Linked DNA regions of Homo sapiens: region 1 is linked to region 2. A link is a loop called in an ENCODE intact Hi-C map of the cell type or tissue named here. Cell type or tissue: Caco-2. All regions are shown on one strand. Links, peaks and the distances in the headings refer to the core of each region. The heading gives the core; the rest is flanking DNA. Region 1 overlaps USH2A (usherin). Region 2 overlaps USH2A (usherin).

Region 1 (2,935 bases), core at 89-2,588, 55 kb before region 2:
GTTCAAGGCGTTACTTAAAGCCAAAATTTATATTTGCAATTTGAGCTTCCATTTTCTACTGCAAATGGTTCTCATTCCTGGTGTTCTAAATAACTAGTTCAATTGTATACTTAAAGTACTTCATTTGGCAAAAAGGGCAGGGTGCAGATGATAGAATAGGAAAATTCCATTTGCACTACTGGAAAACACCTTTAAATTCCTGATCCTAATAATTACAGTTCAGCAGGGCCACATTCATGTGTGAAATGTGATACAGTCTGCATATTTTTATTTTAAATATTTCTATAAAAATCGACCTATTCACAATTACCATTATTTTGATGTGCCTTCAGCTTCACCATGTTTTAACTCGTTGCGGGAAATAATCGCATTGAGGAAAACCCCTCTAGGGTTGACATGGATGGCCCTTGAACAGAAAGCATGCCTCAAAATGTTAAGAGCATGACTCTCAATTGAGTGCTAAAGAATGTGTGTTTTCTGAAAATCCTGAAGGCAAAGGACCCCAGGACATCCAGCATCTGCCCTGTAGCCCATCTCCCAGGAATGAGTATATTCTGAACTAAGGGAGAATGTCACAATCTTTTATCAGCAATCCGAAGGGCAGGTTAACCCCACTTCCAGTTATGAAGAGTATAAGAACACAAAGTGCTTTATCACTGGAGAAAAATAAAAGGGAATCTTCAGTTTGTATGGAACCGCTCCCCTGCAAAAAAGATTCATTACTTGTTGTATCATAAAACCACACACTATTATCTACCTTTTATGCCATTATTAAAATTAATGAATTGATGTTTACTAAAATACTTGAAACTGTAAATGTCAGAAGCTACATTACTTAAGAAAAGAATGCATAAAAGAAACTTTTGAGGCTGATCAACTCAGGTTAGTATCATATTTATTGAGACAATAATTTTAAAAGGGAATTGAATTTAGATATATTTATTTAAAAATTGAGACTGAAACCCAAAATAAAACAAACTCCCCCCGCTAAAATAAACCTTAGGTATTCATATCTTCATTTTTCACTTCAATACACATGCTAGGAAGGATAGAAAACTGTGATGGCTCTAAACCTTAGAATATAATATCCTTTACTCAAATTTAGAAATTAAAGAGTAATCAGTGCCATAATGGAGGTTTTAAGTTATATAGTAATACCTTTTCTACAGGATATATACAATATTTAATAAGCGTGTTTATTTTAGGGTATTTATACTGATTAAATAGTTTGTGATTTACAGTAATTTATATCATATTCATAAAATAGGGCAAATTTAATTCATTGTTTATGTTTTTAGGAATGTATGGTCTAATAATTTGTTATTTATACATATATCAAGATTCAATTAAAAATAGCAAGGTCCTACTGCTAACGGAATATGCGCTATGTGAATATACCTGTCAGTAAAAGGGTTAATATTATACAAATAGAAAGAAACTAAAATATTGTTTTATAGTGGTGCAGTCAAACTGAGTAAACCATTAACTGAGGCTTATCTTCATCTTTGCTCTGTGGATGCTTATCTGTGTCATTACCATAATGCACTGCAGGCCCACACTCTCTGGGCCTGATGCAATCCTCCACTTTATGTATTCAGAAATCTAGAATTTGGGAGTCAGTCCTTCACCAAAGAGGAAGCAAATGTCTTCAAAGACAGACAGTGATTCGCTAAAGTTTATTATGGCCATTAGGACATACTTTCTTTTTTCATTAGATTGTTGTTGATTACAATTAGGAAACGTATAGCTTTAAAATTATCTTTTTTATGACCTTGTGGCAGTTTAAAGGTGATACCTCATTGATTAAATAGGTTTTAGTTCATGCTTCCTTTTACTTAATGATCTGAAAACATATTATCCTGATTTACACATAAAAATCATGCTGAAAAGCATGTGGCATTCACTAGAATATGTGTGTTTAAGTAGAATTAAATTAGTACTGAGAGTTATTAAAGAAATCTTCCATGCCTTTGTCCAGTGAACTGTGTTTCATTCTGAAATGAATAATAAATGGACCAATATACGGAGGCAAACCAACTTATGGGCAGAGAAGGTTCTATATGCTATTTACTTTTCCATTATAGTTGGATTGTTATCATTATTGCCATTTCCTTGATTTCAATATTAGATCTCTCTTATGGTGATGTTGAATTCCTAGTATCTTTCAATGCTGGGTGATGCAAGATTTGTGATGATAATATCCTTAGCTATGCTTCTTTTGCATACTTTTAAAACATAATAAGAAAAGAGTTGGGCAAAATAAAATGCTCTTTTTTACTTCATCAAATATTTGCTATCAAATATGACCTGGAAAATCCCCTTTACCCGTTTAATCTGGCCAAATCCTACTCATTTTTTAGCCTCAAACCTAGAAATTGGTCTATCAGAAAGTCATGTTTTGCCAACAGAGGCTGAGATAGGGCCTTTCTGTATCCCAGAGAACAGTTACATTATACTGAAATTGCCTGTTTAATCTGTCACAATCACTGGTTATAAGATCCTATAGAGTAGGAACTGTTTCTTACTCACATTTCTATCTTCAGCACCTAGACTAAACCTGACACATGGTAGGTGCATAATGAATAATTGGTGAATGAATAAATTAGTCAAGATTGCTTAACGACTTGTTTTAAATTTTAAGCTTATTATTACTCAGGCCCTCCAGGCCTCATCTCAACCTCAGCAACCTTGTATTTTAGCCAGCTGTGAAAGAGACCTTCTCTGTACACCACTGTCCAATGTAGGAATGCTCTGGTTATGTAGATAAAATTGGGAGCTCAAACTGTAAGGAGGGTGAGTGTATTGGAGGTGAGAAATATTCTCAAGTTATGCCAACTCTTCATTCTTTTATTCTTCCCTATAGTGGTTACTTTTCTCAGGTGAGCATAGAATAAACAATCCTTAGTTTAGATAGTAATTTGGAAAGGAGAGGTGA
Region 2 (2,914 bases), core at 1-2,500:
CTTGCTCAGGGGGTAATGGGTACCTTGGAGGGTGCACAGAGAGTTTACCTACCTATGTTACCACTCACCCCACCGTACCTCAGAATGTTGGCCCATTGTCTGTGATTCCACTAAGTGAATCATATGTTGTGATTTCTTGGCAACCACCATCCAAGCCAAATGGACCTAATTTGAGGTAAGAGAAGGTGACTATGATTTTTATGTTGCTGTAGTCCTTATCTCTCTGAGAAGTAGGGAAATGAAGGAGGCTTTTATTCCTATATGAACATAGAACTAATTTGGCATTGAATATCCCCTGACTCATAACTTTCATACACTATCATACTGTACACTTCAACTTATTATGGAAACATCAAAGTTTATCAATTTGAAGAACTAAAAACCCTTGAAACCACAATCACTATTGTCTAAGGATTCGCTACATAATCCATCACTTCATTTTCAACATATGCTTTTATTATATGTTAGGCAAACCTGATGTAGGTTCTATATGATACATTTGCACAAATGTACCTCAGAATTCTAAGGCTAACACAGTAATTCTTTGGCATGTTGTTAGCTTATGGAAACTTGTGAGGAGTGTGGTCAGGGAGCCCGATACGATGAAAGAAAAGAGCTGTGATTCAGAAATGGTTTTGCAACCACCCAAACTTGATACTTGGCCAAGAATACAAAGTTGATAATATTATCATCGTTTATAAAGTATTGATAGTCATAGGAAACCATTAACTTGATAAGCTTTGTGTATTTCTACTTTGTGCGAAACTGGCAGTAAAGATTTGGCACATCTAACTTAGAAGAAATCTAAAATGCTATCATTCTGGGAGATAATAGTAAAATGCGAATGTAACTGATTCTTCAAAATATTAAATATATGGAATTTGGTCCAGAAAAAAAAACGTTCATCTGAAACAAAACCACGTAACTGTAAACTTAAGATGTTATTCTTTATGCTTCCACGCATATATCACACGCACATGCCACAGAACAGCCTGAGTTTTGGTAATCTCAATATGAGTTGAGATAATCCTGATGTTCCTGCTTGTCTTTTGCTTTAGATATGAGCTTCTGAGACGTAAAATCCAGCAGCCACTTGCATCAAATCCCCCAGAAGATTTAAATCGGTGGCACAATATTTATTCAGGAACTCAGTGGCTTTATGAAGATAAGGGTCTTAGCAGGTGAGATTACAAAAACTATAAAAACAAATGCTGGCATTTAGTTCTGGGCATGTTGAATAGTTCAAAGTATCTCAGTGTCTTCATTGTGTGAGCGTGTTATCAGTTATGCAATAAAACATGTTTGGTTATTATCTGTGGCATTAATCACCCAGCTGTAACAGTCAGCATGTTTAATGTTTTCCATCTTAACTGCATGCTTAAAATAAGCCTTTTGAAGTTGAACTTGTAGATGTTCAAGCCTTAACCTATTGCCTTTGTCACGGCTCCATCTAGACATAAAACGTTATGGAAGAATTTGGAAATATTGAACACATACAAAATGGGGAAAATTCCTGGGCACTTGTAGAATGCTTGCTATTTCTAGAAATGGCTTATAAATGAATTATAATGACTTATAATTGATTGTAAGTTATTGATTCAGTCCGCAAAAGAAAACATTAGTGAACAGGATTGGGACTTGAAAGAATTCAATCTAGAGTTCAAAGACATTCAGTAAAGGCTAATAGGTGACAGTAGAAAAGGGTGCTACATGGGAGAGTTAGGAGATCTGGTTCTGCTTTAGCCTGTGCTGGAGAACTAGCTTTGTGACTTTAGGCCACAAAGCTTCACTACTTAAAAATCACTTAACTTCTCTGGGCTTCATTTTTGTTGTCCATAAAATGAGGTGATTTTATAGAATTAAATGACTTCTAAATCTTCATGAGTTCAAGCAATGTGATTAAATTTCAGAAAACATGAACGTTATTTTATGAAAACTCCTCGATCATATGTTTCAGTAACTTTTCTATGTGGGTCATTATTTTTCTAGACCCACCACTGGGTAGCTGTAGTCTGAACCCTGTTTACCATTCTAGCCTTGTCTCCCATCCCTTTCTTACCAAGGCCTCTGCATTCCAGCCACATTTGTATTGCATTCAGTACCTCCAACATACAACACTTGCTCTTTCAGCTTTTCCCCATAGTTGCCTTTTCCTGTTGCCTGACTAGATCATCTGCCACGTCTTAGCCTGGAGGTTTCTTCCTCTAGGAGGCCTTTCCTGCCAACACTCTTGCTGGTCTGATTCAGCTCCTCTGTAACATTTCCATAGGACATCCCCTAACATATCACTATTGTCATTGTAGTGTACTGGCCTGACTGCTTGTCTAAACACCACGTTATATTATCAGATCTACCATAAGGCAGGGGTGCGGTCTTCGTGACTCTGTCTTCAGTTCCTAGCATGGTGTCTGGCACATACCAGCACATAGTGCCCTACACCTGAATACTTAAAAATAGGTTAGCTCAATCAAGAATTAATTCACTGCTCTGTACCTTAGGAATATTAGCTGTAGTGTTCTTCTCTCTGGGGAATGGCAAAACTAAGGAAAATTCTCCTGTCCTCTTAAAAAGTTGTGGTGGGAAAACATCCTAGTTCTTGTAAGATTCTCAGAGAGAGGCATCTCGTAAATCTGATCAAGCAACAGAATGAACTATATGAAACTGCCACTTTTATAGGTGAAGATTGGTCAATTACTAGCAGATCCATGTTGCTTATCCTAAATTATAATGCTCATTATACTATTCTCAACTACTTTTAATTCATTATTTACTTAATTTGGCATCCCTATATGATTATCACTTCAGTAGAATAAATTCATTTATTTTTGCTTATTTGTGCTTACTGTGTGCTGAGGCACTGTGATAAGGAACAAAAGATAAATACATCTTAGCCCTTGACCTCAAAGAACTTATA

The links. A loop is a pair of places that touch in the nucleus more often than their neighbours do. Peaks named below come from ENCODE experiments on the same cell type or tissue, not always from the same donor. Only the 100,000 strongest peaks of a DNase experiment are listed, where the experiment ranks them.
Region 1: a loop joins it to region 2, with 2.2 times the contacts of the local background. A loop is called at or near these places in 1 of 110 quality-filtered maps.

The regions. Positions count from the first base shown.
Region 1 is chr1:215,931,364-215,934,298 of GRCh38, reverse strand. All of the region lies in intron 38 of USH2A (usherin), which reads left to right. Among named protein-coding and RNA genes, the nearest start is that of USH2A-AS2, 140 kb to the left of the region's middle. In Caco-2, for the core only: no CTCF peak of the experiment used is centred there; a DNase peak (open chromatin) is centred at 1,558.
Region 2 is chr1:215,876,025-215,878,938 of GRCh38, reverse strand. USH2A (usherin) reads left to right here. Exons shown (of 72, transcript NM_206933.4): 42 at 1-175; 43 at 1,059-1,181. Among named protein-coding and RNA genes, the nearest start is that of USH2A-AS2, 190 kb to the left of the region's middle. In Caco-2, for the core only: no CTCF peak of the experiment used is centred there; no DNase peak of the experiment used is centred there.